Linked DNA regions of Homo sapiens: region 1 is linked to region 2. The links are chromatin contacts, found by Hi-C or POLR2A ChIA-PET in ENCODE. All regions are on one chromosome and are shown on one strand. The core of a region is the stretch at or near the end of the contact, and the rest is flanking DNA. Distances in the headings are between cores, read along the strand shown.

The links. A loop is a pair of places that touch in the nucleus more often than their neighbours do. ChIA-PET counts read pairs that join two places held with the same protein, here RNA polymerase II (POLR2A). Pooled maps may share reads with other maps.
Region 1: a map with no recorded cell type shows a loop between it and region 2 (4-fold over the local background). The contact joins the enhancer-like site here to the promoter of BISPR in region 2. A Hi-C loop is called at or near these places in 2 of 37 single-sample maps with no recorded cell type and 4 of 50 pooled maps. POLR2A ChIA-PET finds 5 or more read pairs at or near these places in 1 of 52 experiments (GM12878).

The regions. Positions count from the first base shown.
Region 1 is chr19:18,102,223-18,109,306 of GRCh38, reverse strand. MAST3 (microtubule associated serine/threonine kinase 3) reads right to left here. Exons shown (of 28, transcript NM_001393504.1): 2 at 1,689-1,720. Among named protein-coding and RNA genes, the nearest start is that of MAST3, 8.0 kb to the right of the region's middle. RefSeq lists a silencer at 4,809-4,918. Within about 2 kb of position 4,871, at least 23 of the 41 ENCODE cell types and tissues checked have a DNase peak (open chromatin) inside an H3K27ac peak, as active enhancers do; they include GM12878, where a contact is called at or near this core.
Region 2 is chr19:17,403,848-17,410,160 of GRCh38, reverse strand. It overlaps BISPR (BST2 interferon stimulated positive regulator), which reads right to left and starts at 4,475. Exons shown (of 4, transcript NR_130766.1): 1 at 4,390-4,475; 2 at 3,865-4,084. BST2 (bone marrow stromal cell antigen 2) reads left to right here and starts at 4,531. Exons shown (of 5, transcript NM_004335.4): 1 at 4,531-4,870; 2 at 5,724-5,790; 3 at 5,972-6,032. The coding sequence starts at 4,586. It also overlaps a transcript of MVB12A not described here. RefSeq lists enhancers at 3,520-3,569, 3,770-3,819, 3,870-3,929, 4,120-4,499, 4,570-4,629 and 2 more.

The DNA of each region.
Region 1 (7,084 bases), core at 3,622-6,121, 700 kb before region 2:
TGTATCATCCCCACTGGAACAGAAGCAGATGGCCTGGGATTGGGGGCCACTCTGACCCCATTCCCAGGACCTCCTCCTTCTGTCCTGCCACCTCATCTCCACTCACTCCACTCAGCTACCCTTGTCTTCATGCTGTTCTTCTAACGCCAAGCATACTGGCACCCCAGAAACTTTGCCCAAGCTGTTCCTGCTGCTTGGAATGCCATTCTCCCCAGACTTCCCCGCTGCCAGCTCCTCCTCTTCTTCCAGATCTAAGCTCAAAGGTCACTTCCTCCAAGAGGCCCCAGATCTTCAGGATAAAGCCACCCCCAGCACCTCTGTCTCTTTCTCTGGTTGAGCTCTCTCCTGAGTACAAAACTTCAACCATTGCTCTGAGATTGAATTGTCTGTATCCCCTCTGGCTTCAGCAGGGCCCAGTGTACAGCAGGTGCTCAAAAAAATGTTCATTGAGTGATTCCCACCCCCAACTCAGGCAAAAGCAGCTCCCAAAGATGGGGTGTCCACAGTCACACACTTCCAGACCACTAGCTCAAGGAAAACCCCTCCCCACCCCGGCCTTTGGTTTCTTTCATCTGTAAATGAATGAAAGCATTGAACAATAATGTTCTCTAAGATTTGGGGATAAAAAATGGTAACCTAGACTGGGCATGGTGGCTCATGCCTGTAATCCCAGCACTTTGGGAGGTTGAGGCAGGCAGATCGCTTGAGTCCAGGAGTTTGAGACCAGCCTGGGCAACATAGTGAGACCCTGTCTCTACTAAACATACAAGTCAGGTGTGGAGGCTCGCATGTGTAGTCTCAGCTACTCTGGAGGCTGAGGCGGGAGACTCTCTTGAACCTGGGAGGCAGTGGTTGCAGTGAGCCAAGATGACACTACTGCACTGTACTATGTGGGTGACAGAGAGAGAGGGACCCCGTCTCAAAAAGAAAACAAAGCAAAACAAAAAAAAAAAAACCCAACCTACAGGAACACTGATGTGATCCCGAGAGAGATGATTTTTTTCTTTTCTTTTTTTTTAGACAGAGTCTCACTCTGTTGCCCAGACTGAAGTCTGGTGGTGGGAGCCTGGTTCACTGCAATCTTCACCTCACTTCAAGCGAATCTCCTGCCTCAGCCTCCTGAGTACCTGGGATTACAAGCGAGCACCACCACGCCTGGTTAATTTTTTTGTATTTTTAGTAGAGACGGGGTTTCACCATGTTGGCCAGGCTGATCTTGAACTTCTGGCCTCAAGTGATCTGCCTGCCTCAGCCTTCCAAAGTGCTGGGATTACAGGCGGGAGCCACCGTGCCTAGCTGAGAGATGATTTTCTGCTGGTGTTCCCCAAAAGGAAGTGAGCTCCCCGTCATGAGAGGCATTCAAGCCAGTTCTAATACACTTCAGCTGAAATTCAACATCTGGACTCTGGATTCCAGACAAGTTTCTCTCCTTCCCAGCTGAGTGTCCTTAGCTGGTGATGAAACCCCTTTGCACCTCAGCTTCCTCATTTGCAAACTGGCATGGCCTCCCATGTTTGTGGTGAGAGGCCAGGTGCTTGTGAAGCACTTTGCAAACACGAGGGCAAGAATGAACATGAGATGTGTTGCTGTAATTATTAAATACATTCACAATTCAGTGGCTGTTGCTGAAATATCCACTTCCAAGACCACTGGGGCCCACCCAGCCCGCCAGTCCCAGGTGAACTCACCCACGTCCTCGGCGTGGCAGGCTCAGCTCCTTCTGCAATGAGACAGAAATGGGGATCATTCTCAGAGAGACTAGCCCTCAGAACCCCTGGCCGTTGATGCACCCCCACAATCCCCAATCCCATGCCCCAACCAATGCATCTTTCCCGCTCACTCTACACACTGGCTCAGCCCTGCCTCAAGGCCTTTGCGCTATCTGTGCGCTCTCTCAGAACAGCCTTCCCTCCCTTCTGGCCCTAATTAACTGCAGCTCATACTCCAGATCTGAACTCAACATCCTTTCTTCCTGGAGGCCCTCCAGATTCACAGTCTAATTCCCCACCCGGCTCCTACCATACCTGCATTAAAAAATATTTTAGGCTGGGCACGGTGGCTCACACCTGTGATCTCAGTACTTTGGGAGACCAAAGCAGGAGGGTTGTTTGAGCCCAGAAGTTTAAGCCAGATTGGGCAACATAGCAAGACTACATCTCTACAAAACTTTTTAAAAAAATTAGCCAGAGTAGGCCGGGTGCGGTGGCTCACACCTGTAATTCTGGCACTTTGGGAGGCCAAGGCGGATGGATCACTTGAGTTCAGGAGTTTGAAACTAGCCTGGGCAACAGAGTGAAACCCCGTCTCTACAAAAAAAAAAAAAAAAAAAAAAAAAAAAAATTGCTGGGCATGGTGGCTCAAGCCTGTACTCCTAGCTACTTGGGGGGCTGAGGTGGGAGGATTGCTTGAGCCCTGTCTCCAAAAAAAGGCCGGGCCGGTCAGGCGCAGTGGCTCATACCTGTAATCCCAGAGCTTTGGGAGGCTGAGGTGGGCAGATCACCTGAGGTCGGGAGTTCAAGACCAGCCTGGCCAACATGGTGAAACCCCATCTCTACTAAAAATACAAAATTAGCCAGGCATGGTGGTGGGTGCCTGTAATTCCAGCTACTTGGGAGACTAAGGCAGGAGAATCGCTTGAACCCGGGAGGCGGAGGTTGCAGTGAGCCGAGGTCACACCATTGCACTCCAGCCTGGGAAACAAGAGCGAAACTCCATCTCAAAAATAAATAAATAAATAAATAAATAAATAAATAAATAAATAAATAAGAAGGGCCAAGTGCGGTGGCTCATGCCTGTAATCCCAGTACTTTGGGAGGCCAAGGCGGGCAGATCACAAGGTCAAGAGATCAAGACCATCCTGGCCAACATGGTGAAACCCTGTCTCTACTAAAAATACAAAAATTAGCTGGGCGTGGTATTGCACACCTGTAGCCCCAGCTACTCGGGAGGATCGCTTGAACCTGGGAGGCAGAGCTTGCAGTGAGCTGAGATGGTGCCATTGCACTCTAGCCTGGCAACAATGAGAGATTCCGTCTCAAAAAAGAAAAAAAAATTAGCCAGGTGTGGTGTTGCACGCCTGCAATCCCAGCTACTCAGGAGACTGAGGTGGGAGGATTGCTTGACCCCAGGAGTTGGAGGTTGCAGTGAACTATGATAATACCATTGCACTCTAGTCTGGGTGACAGAGCAAGACTCTAAGTCTAAAAAAAATTAATAATAATTTTATTTAAAATTACCAATTAGTTGTATTTATGAAGAAGTATGTCAGTAGTGGCTAAAAACTAATAATCTGTTGAGAAAACAGAGATTCCTGAGTTGTCCTCTCCCTGTCCCATCTCAGATGTCCCTCTCCTCCTGGGTCTAGGTCTGAACGCCATTCTCTCCTCACTCGCTGCAAAGCCTATGCAGGTTTGGGCCCTGGGTACCAGTGGGGGCGTGGGGAGGACGGCTGACGGGTGACTCCCTTTTGAAGACCCTTTTAGAGCTCAGCAAACTGACCTGCACCAACTCTGGGTGCCCTCACCGCATGAAGGATAGAAAGCCGTGAGCTTGTGTTCCACTGTGACCTCACAGTCCATCCTCAGACATGGGCTGCCCAAGAGGGTTTTTTTTTGTTGTTGTTTTTGTTTTTTTGAGACAGACTTTTGCTCTTGTTGCCCAGGCTGGAGTGCAATGACACAATCTCGGCTCGCTGCAACCTCTGTCTCCCAGGTTCAAGCGATTCTCCTGCCTCAACCTCCAGAGTAGCTGGGACTTTTTTTTTTTTTTTTAGAAGAGACAGGGTTTTGCCATGTTACCCAGGCTAGTCTTGAACTCCTGACCTCAGATGATCCACCCACTTTGGCCTCCCAAAATGCCGGGATTACAAAATGCTGGGATTACAGGCATAAGCCACCATGCCTGGCCAAAAAACCAGTTTTTTGTTTGTTTGTTTGTTTGTTTAGATGGAGTCTCACTGTATCGCCAGGCTGGAGTGCAGTGGTGCAGTCTTGGCTCACTGAAACCTCTGCCTCTCGGGTTCAAGCGATTCTCCTGACTCAGCCTCCCAAGTAACTGGGGTTACAGGTGTGTGCCAGCATGCCTGGCTAATTTTTGTATATTTAGCAGAGACGAGGTTTCACTATGTTGCCCAGGCTGGTCTCGAACTCCTGACCTCAAGTGATCCATCCACCTTAGCCTCCCAAAGGGCTGGGATTACAGTGTAAGCCATCGCACCCGGTCAATCACGAGGGTTTATTAAATTCTCAAAATGCCATGTGGCACAAGTTTAGAATCTGGGGACACCCAGACCTGGGTCCAGTTCAATTCTCTGTTTCTTCCTGGCCATGCAAATTATTTGTATGCCCCGTGCCTCAGTTTCCCCATCTGTAACTGGAGATGACGTGAGGAGGGTTCTGGGTTAATCATGATCAGCCATTACTATTGCTGCTGTTGTGTGCTGTTGTACTATTGTTGAGCTCAGCAAGGGACCATGGAAGCTGTCATAATACCTGGTAAATGTCCTTGCATTTACTGAGCCACCTCCTACGAACCGCGGGCAGGGGCTGTTTTACTGGCAGGGAAACTTAGGTGCAGAGGAAAGCCGGCTGCCCACGTCTCTTAGTGGAGTGAGAGGCAGGAAACTGGGTCTCAGGACACCCTCCCTCCACACACATCAGGGCGGCCACGTTGGGGACACACGACTATTTTTACTTTGGTGGGCTCCAGGCTGCCCACGTCGTGATCTGGGTGTTCGCCATAGCAACCAGTGACGCCATCGGCCCCTACAGCCAATTGGAGGGGGCCGGAAGCTGCTGGGCTGCCGGATGACCCAGCTGGGAGGGCAAGGTCTCCCGGGAGAGGCGGGGAAGGGTCGCGGGGGTGTGGCGTTACCCCAGGCCTGACTTCAGCTGCTCTGCGCTCAGAAAACCAAGCTGTCACGATGGGAGGAGAATAATCTACCCCTCGAAGGTCTCTCTGACTGCTTGAATATGTCTGAGGACAGACAACTCACGGCGTTTAGTTCAAGCAGTCATGGTGATGGAACCATCACCACCATCACCGTGGCCATTAGGGTCTCCTTCTTCCCCTTCCAATAGTTGTGGGAATTTTTTTTTTTTTTTTTTTTTTTTTTTTTTTTTTTTTTTTGAGACAGCGTCTGGCTATGTCGCCCAGACTGGAATGCAGTGGTGCAATCTTGGCTCACTGCAACCTCCGCCTCCAGAGTAGCTGGGATTGTGGGCATGTGCCACCACACCCGGCTAATTTTTGTATTTTTTATAGAGATGAGGTTTCACCATGTTGCCCAGGCTGGTCTTGAACTCCTGGTCTCAAGTGATCCACCTGCCTTGGCCTCCCAAAGTGCTGGGATTACAGGCATGAGCCACTGCACCCAGCCAGTTGTGGGATCTTATACCACTTCCTCCACTACCCCACGTGAAACAGGGAGGGATTTGAACCCTGGTGGGGGGTCCCACTTGCACCCCATCCAGGCATTTCCTTCCAAAACTCTGACAGTCCTAGGTTCCCAGTCTGGCTCCCCCACTCCTGCACTGTGTGACCCGACAAGTGACTTAACCCCTCTGTGCCTCAGTTTTCTCATTTGGAAAATGGCCCAGTGACATAGGGTCCCTGGAGGAATCAATGAGTAGCAAGCTCAGAGCCTGGTGCTGGGGGAGACTTGGATGGATGGGAGTCAAGACAATGATCAAGACGTGAATAATAACCACCAGTTGAAAGTTGCTTCCAAAAGACAAAAAGATGTGAATATTTTGTTTGTTTGTTTGTTTTCAGATGGAGACTTGCTCTGTCGCCCAGGCTGGAGGGCAATGGTGCGATCTTGTCTCACTGCAACCTCCACCTCCTGGGTTCAAGCGATTCTTCTGCCTCAGCCTCCCAAGTAAGCTGGGATTACAGGCGCCCACCACCACGCTTGGCTGATTTTGTATTTTTAGTAGAGATAGGATTTCACCATGTTGGTCTGGCTGGTCTTGACCTCCTGACCTCAAGCAGTCCTCCCATCTCGGCCTCCCAAAACGCTGGATTACAGGCATGAGCCACTGTGCCTGGCCTGAAGATGTTTTTTTAAAGTGGCAGAGAGAGGTGAGGCAAAATCGGCAGCTCCCTGCAAAGGCTCCCGGGGAAGCTGGACCACACAGAACTCTCCTGGCACCACTCCCGGACCCTTCGGTCCCCGCACCATCTGCTTTCCACCCACAGCTCCCTCTGTGCCTGCTGTTCCCCTGGGAGTGGTTCCCACCCAGAGGAGTGGAGGTTGGGGAGGCCCCGACCCCCTGAAACTGCCCTTTAAAGGTAATATTTATGGTATACCCGTCTGCGCTTGCCCAGGCTGGGGGATGCTGCCTCCCCAACAAGCTTTAGCCCCACCTTGAGGAAATCCCATTTTGGAGAAGACATAGCACAGCAGGAGCACCCCCATACTGGAGGGATTAAGAGAGACCCGAAGCAGCTGGGTGCTGTGGCTCATGCCTGTAATCCCAGCACTTTGGGAGGCTGAGGCGGGAGGATCACTTAAGATCAAGAGTTTGAGCCAGGTGCGGTGGCTCACGCCTGTAATCCCAGCACGCTGGGAGGCCAAGGTGGGCGGATCACAAGGTCAGGAGTTCAAGATCAGCCTGGCCAACATAGTGAAACCCCGTCTCTACTTAAAATACAAAAATTAGCTGGATGTGGTGGCAGGCGCCTGTAGTCCCAGCTACTCGGTAGGCCGAGGCAGGAGAATCCCTTGAACCCCGGAGGCGGAGGTTGCAGTGAGCCAAGACCACACCATTGTACTCCAGCCTGGGTGACAGAATGAGACTCCGTCTCAAAAAAAAAAAAAAAAAAGGTGGCCGGGCGCAGTGGCTCATGCCTGTAATCCCAGGACTTTGGGAGGCTGAGGCAGGCAGATCACCTGAGGTCAGGAGTTCGAGACCAGCCTGACCAACATGGAGAAACCCCGTCTCTACTAAAAATACAAAATTAGCAGGATGTGGTGGCGCATGCCTGTAATCCCAGCTACCTGGGAGGCTGAGGCAGGAGAATCGCTTGAACTCGGGGGCAGAGGTTGCGGTGAGCCGAGATCGTGCCATTGCACTCCAGCCTG
Region 2 (6,313 bases), core at 3,226-5,725:
GTAGCATAACAGTTTCCATTTCTAATTTTATTGCGAAAGTAATTGTGGTTTCTGCCATAACTTTTAGTAAGCATAATTAATTAATGCCATTAAAAGTAATGGAAGGCCGGGCGTGGTGGCTCATGGCTGTAATCGCAGTACTTTGGGAGGCCGAGATGGACGGATCATGAGGTCAGGAGTTCGAGACCAGCCTGGGTAACATGGTGAAACCCCGTCTCTACTAAAAATACAAAAATTAGCTGGGCGTGGTGGCGGGTACCTGTAATCCCAGCTACTCAGGAGACTGAGGCAGCAGGATTGCTTGAACCCAGGAGGCGGAGGTCAGAGGTTGCAGTGAGACGAGATCGTGCCAATGCACCCCAGCCTGAGAGACAGACCGAGACTCCATCTCAAAGAAAAAAACAAAAAAAGGCTGGGTGCGGTGGCTCAAGCCTGTAACCCCAGCAATTTGGGAGGCCGAGGCGGGCAGATCACCTGAGGTCGGGAGTTTGAGACCAGCCTGGCCAACATGGAGAAACCTAAACCTCTCTACTAAAAATACAAAATTAGCCGGGCATGGTGGCGCATGCCTGTAATCCCAGCTACTAGGGAGGCTGAGGCAGGAGAATTGTTTGAACCCAGGAGGCAGAGGTTGTGGTGAGCTAAGATTGCATCATTGCACTCCACCCTGGGTAACAAGAGTGAAATTCCATCTCAAAAAAAAAAAAAAAAAAAAAAAAGTAATGGCAGAGGCTGGGAGCGGTGGCTCATGCCTGTAATCCCAGCACTTTGGGAGGCCAAGTCGGGTGGATCCCTTGAGGTCGGGAGTTCGAGACCAGCCTGGCCAACATGTCGAAACCCCGTCTCTCCTAAAAATACAAAAAGTAGCTGGGCATGGTGGCAGGCATCTGTAGTCCCAGCTACTCAGGAGGCTGAGGCAGAAGAATCACTTCAACCCAGGAGGCAGAGGTTGCAGTGAGCCGAGATTACACCACTGCACTCCAGCCTGGGTGACAGAGGGAGAATATATTTAAAAATATAAAATAAAATATAGGCCGGGCACGGTGGCTCACGCTTGTAATCCCAGTACTTGGTGAGTCCAAGTTGGGTGGATCACCTGAGGTCAGAAGTTTGAGACCAGCCTGGCCAACATGGCGAAACCCCATCTCTACTAAAAATGCAAAAAGTAGCCAGGCATGGTGGCAGGCATCTGTAGTCCCAGCTACTCAGGAGGCTGAGGCAGGAGAATCGCTTCAACCCAGGAGGCAGAGGTTGTAGTGATCGAGATCGTACCACTGCACTCCAGCCTGGGCGACAGAGAGAGATTCCCTCTCAAAAAAAAAAAAAAAAAAGTAATGGCAGAAACCGCAATTACTTTTGCACCAACCAATATATAAAAATACATTATATATTTAAAAATATAAAATAAAATATAGGCCAGGTGCAGTGGCTCACGCCTGTAATCCCAGCACTTTGGGAGGCTGAGTCAGACAGATCACCTGAGGTCAGGAGTTCAAGACCAGCCTGGTCAACATGGCAAAACCCTGTCTCTACTAAAAGTACAAAAATAAGCCAGGCATGGCGGTGGGCGCCTGTAATCCCAGCTACTCAGGAGGCTGAGGCAGGGGAATCGCTTGAACTCCGGAGGCAGAGGTTGCAGTGAGCCAAGATCGTGCCACTGCACTCCAGCCTGGGCAACAAGAGCGAGACTCCATCTCAAAAAAAATTAATTAATTAATTAATTAATTAAAACAAAATAAAATAAATATATGTACTTAAAATATATATATATATTTATTTTTAAATAGGGATAGGATCTCTCTATGTTGACCAGGCTGGTCTCGAACTACTGGCCTCAAGCAATCTTCCCATCTCAGCCTCCCAAAGTACTAGGATTGCAGGCATGAGCCACTGCACCCATCCCACCATTTGTAATTGTGGGCGGCAAGCCACCCAGGTGCCAAGGCAAGAGACTGAGGACACGAGCTGTTCCAGTATAATAAAATATAAAACAAGAATAGTTATACCAAATATAGATCTTAGAGATATATGAATATCATTAATCATTAGTTTGTAGTAATTACTCTTTATCCCAATAGTATAATAATCCTCGGTCTACAATCATAACCTAGGAAAAACCAGGCCATACAGAGATAGGAGCTGAGGGGACATAGTGAGGTGTGACCAGAAGACAAGAGTGCAAGCCTTCTGTTATGCCCGGACAGGGCCAGCAGAAGGGCTCCTTGGTCTAGCGGTGACGCCAGCGTCTGGGAAGACGCCCGTTGCCCGAGCGGACAGTGGTCTAGCGGTAGCGAAAAGTGTCAAGGAACAACACCCACTACTTAGCAGACCGGGAAAGGGAGGCTCCTTTTCCCTGGGGGAGTTTGGAGAAGACTCTGCTCCTCCACCTCTTGTGGAGGGCCTGACATCAGTCAGGCTCGCCCGCGGTTATCTGGCAGCCTAACCGTCTCCCTGTGATGCTGTGCTTCAGTGGTCACGCTCCTAGTCCGCCTTCATGTTCCATCCTGTACACCTGGCTCTGCCTTCTAGATAGCAGTAGTCATTTAGTGAAAGTACTAAAAGTCTCTGATATGCAGAAATAATGGCATAAGCTGTCTTTCTGTCTGTCCCCTCTCTCTCTCTCTGCCTCGGCTGCCAGGCAGGGAAGGGCCCCCTGTCCAGTGGACACGTGACCCACGTGACCTTACCTATCATTGGAGATGACTCACACTCTTTACCCTGCCCCTTTTGCTTTGTATCCAATAAATAACAGCACAGCCAGACATTCGGGGCCACTACCAGTCTCCGCGCATTGCTGGTAGTGGTCCCCCGGGCCCAGCTGTCTTTTCTTTTATCTCTTCGTCTTGTGTCTTTATTTCTACACTCTCTCGTCGCCGCACACAGGGAGAGACCCACTGACCCTGTGGGGCTGGTCCCTACAGTAATTTTAAAGGGAAGAGCAACAAACTTTCGGTTTGCAGGGCTGGGACTGTTTACAGCTGCAAAATTTAGAGAGGACATCAATCTATTATTATCCACATTTTACAGCTGGGGAAATCAATGCTAAGAGAGGAAATTCATTTGCCCAGAGGTGCACCACCCTGGCCTCCAATGTGCAATTCATGCAATTGTGATTTCCGACCTGGTCCCAAACTAACCCTAAAGTTAGCAGGCCAGAACAGTGCTGCTCAAATAAGTCAGCTTAGTCAAATAAGTCAGGCAAAGGTCGTGTCTTTGCACCTGGAGTCCTGGCCAGGCTGGTAGGTCCCTCCTCCTGGGACAAGTTCACCCTCAGAATTTTCAGCAAGATCATCTCCCACAGCTTGTTAATTGGTTCTTGGTTCTAAGTGATTTTTTTGTTTATTGGTTTAAGAGATGGGATCCCACTCTATCACCCAGGCTTGAGTGCCGTGGCACAATCATAGCTCGCTGCAGCCTCAAACTCCTGGGCTCGAGTGATCCTCCTGCCTCAGCCTCCCAGCCTCAGCCTGGGACCACAGGCATGTACCACCATGCCTGGCTCTAAGTGGCTTTAATGGGGTCCTTCTGAGGGATGTTGGAGTCAGGGCCTGGGGGGAGTTCCCCAGGCCTTCTGGGAGGCCTGGGCTCTGGACTTGACCTCGCCTACTGTCTGGCCCTGCTGAAAAGAAAAAAAAACATGGAAATGGCAGACCTAACAGAATCTGGGCTGTGGTCAGGATGTGGCTGAAGAAGCCACAAGAAAAACATGCAGTCCCCTTTCAGCGGTCATGCCCAGCAGTTGGGTGCCGATAATGGGCCTGATTTCCTGTAGGAAGCCCTGGCTCTCTTGGCCACATGGACAGTGTCTGAGGCTGGCCCTGTTATTCCCCTTTGCAGATGAAGAAACAGGCTCAGAGAGTTTACCTGGTATCCTGGAGTCCCAGGAGCACTTTTTCTGGAAGTAGGAGCTTGTTTCCTGCAGGTGCCAAGACAGAGACCGACATTGTTTGTTGGCTGGGTCGGTCTCCCAGTTTTCAGCTGGCTCCAGTCTCACCTGTTGCTCACACACCCTCCATGTCTCCCATAGTCCCCTCGGTGGGGACAGAGGCACTGGATGAAGCCCTGCTCGTCACCACAGAGACACCTGAACACAAAAACCAGTCCCTGGGGTCAGACCCAGGCCCCGCCCCCAGACCCAGGCCCTGCCCTCACTCCACCACGCAACTGTGCAACCTCAGTTTCCCCAGGTGGAGACCGGACCAACAGTGATGGCCTCTGCCTCTTCAGGTCATAGTACAGATGAATACAGGCTGGCACGGCCTAGGCACTCAGTAACACACAGCAGAGGCACAGGGACTTAAGATGGAGTGTCCCAGGCAGCCACAGTTGGCTGGCACCCAGCTGGGAAGGGCCCAAGGGCTTTTAAAGCAGGGTGAAAAAAAAGCCCACCTCCTTTCTGGGAAACTGAAACTGAAAACCTAATTAATCCTCTGCCTGTAGGTGCCTCATGCAAGAGCTGCTGGTCAGAGCACTTCCTGGAACTTGCTATTGGTCAGGACGTTTCCTATGCTAATAAAGGGGTGGCCCGTAGAAGATTCCAGCACCCTCCCCTAACTCCAGGCCAGACTCTAAAGGGGAGATCTGGATGGCATCTACTTCGTATGACTATTGCAGAGTGCCCATGGAAGACGGGGATAAGCGCTGTAAGCTTCTGCTGGGGATAGGAATTCTGGTGCTCCTGATCATCGTGATTCTGGGGGTGCCCTTGATTATCTTCACCATCAAGGCCAACAGCGAGGCCTGCCGGGACGGCCTTCGGGCAGTGATGGAGTGTCGCAATGTCACCCATCTCCTGCAACAAGAGCTGACCGAGGCCCAGAAGGGCTTTCAGGATGTGGAGGCCCAGGCCGCCACCTGCAACCACACTGTGGTAAGCTCCTCAACTCCTTTGGATGGCCTAGTACTAGGCGGTGGGAGGGACAAGAATCTCTCCCCAGAAATCTGACCCAGGGTGGGTCTCCAGGGAGATGCAGGGGAGGTCCTGAAACTGCTCCTGGGCCCCCACATCAAGGGACCTAGGTTCCCCTACCAGGGTTTGTGGGCCCCTAACCCAGTCCAGGGCACTGGTGTAGGGGCAGGGTGTTAAAACTCTCCAGATCCCCCAAATCGGGGACCTCAGTATCCCCCTGGGACTTAGGTGAATTTATAAATTCTTTCCAGGGCACTGGTGTCGGGGGCCTTGAAACTCCTCGTGGGCACCAGTCCTGGGGGAGTAGAAATCCCTATTCAGGGTTGAAGGGGGACCTCACCAGACCCTGAAAAAGGGGGCTTTTGAAATTTTCACTTCATCCCTAAGAAACTGAAATATTCACCTGGGTCCTGATATGGGGGATCTTGAAACTCTCGCTGGGCATGTCACTTGGGCGGGGAAATCCCACTGCATTCTGGATTTGGTAGGGCCCTCTAACTTTTCTTGGGCCATTGCTCAGGCAATCTGGAAATGTCCACTAAACTTTGGTTATCGATAGCCTCCAAGTTTCCACGTGGGGTGGCCTCAAAACTCCCATTTTGAGGACCCACATGCTTATGGGTGGCCCTGGGAGAGTGTGTGGTTGTGGCTGTTCTTTAAGGTTGGAGACCATGGTGCAGAGAGGGTTGGAAGAAAACCTGAAAGGGGTTTGCATTTAAGCCCCTCTGTCCCCAGGACCTAGGGAGGAGGCCCAGGTCCCAGGGGCAGCAGCCAAACTCCCCAGGCCAAAACCCCAGATTCTAACTCTTCTTAGATGGCCCTAATGGCTTCCCTGGATGCAGAGAAGGCCCAAGGACAAAAGAAAGTGGAGGAGCTTGAGGGTGAGAAAGGGAGAAGGGAGAGGGCCGGGGAGGGGTGAGTCAGGTATGGAAGAGGGGGTGGGGGCAGGGAGACCAGGGCTGGAGGTTGGGGTAAGGGGGAGGTTCTGTCCCAGAGTGGAGCAGGGCCCCAGCATGGCCACATGCTGACCCGCCCCCTGTTTCTGTCCTCCCACCCTACCAGGAGAGATCACTACATTAAACCATAAGCTTCAGGACGCGTCTGCAGAGGTGGAGCGACTGAGGTCAGAGATAGCCTTCCCCCGCTACCCTCCACCTGCCACATTCCTCTCACCCCCACATCCCTAGCCCAAGACCCAGGATCTCCTTTGCTCCCAAAATCCCCATTGCCCCAAGGGATAAAGTTTGAGTCCCACAAAAGGATAACTTAGCCCCTAGGGTCACAGAGCCATGGGTGGCCGCTGTCCATTCCCTCCCCGGTGACTTGGATTGGGGCGGTGCGGGGGGAACTCCCGGGGGCGGTGGGCTTACAGGGAGGGCGGCAGGAGCCAGGACGAGCAGATGC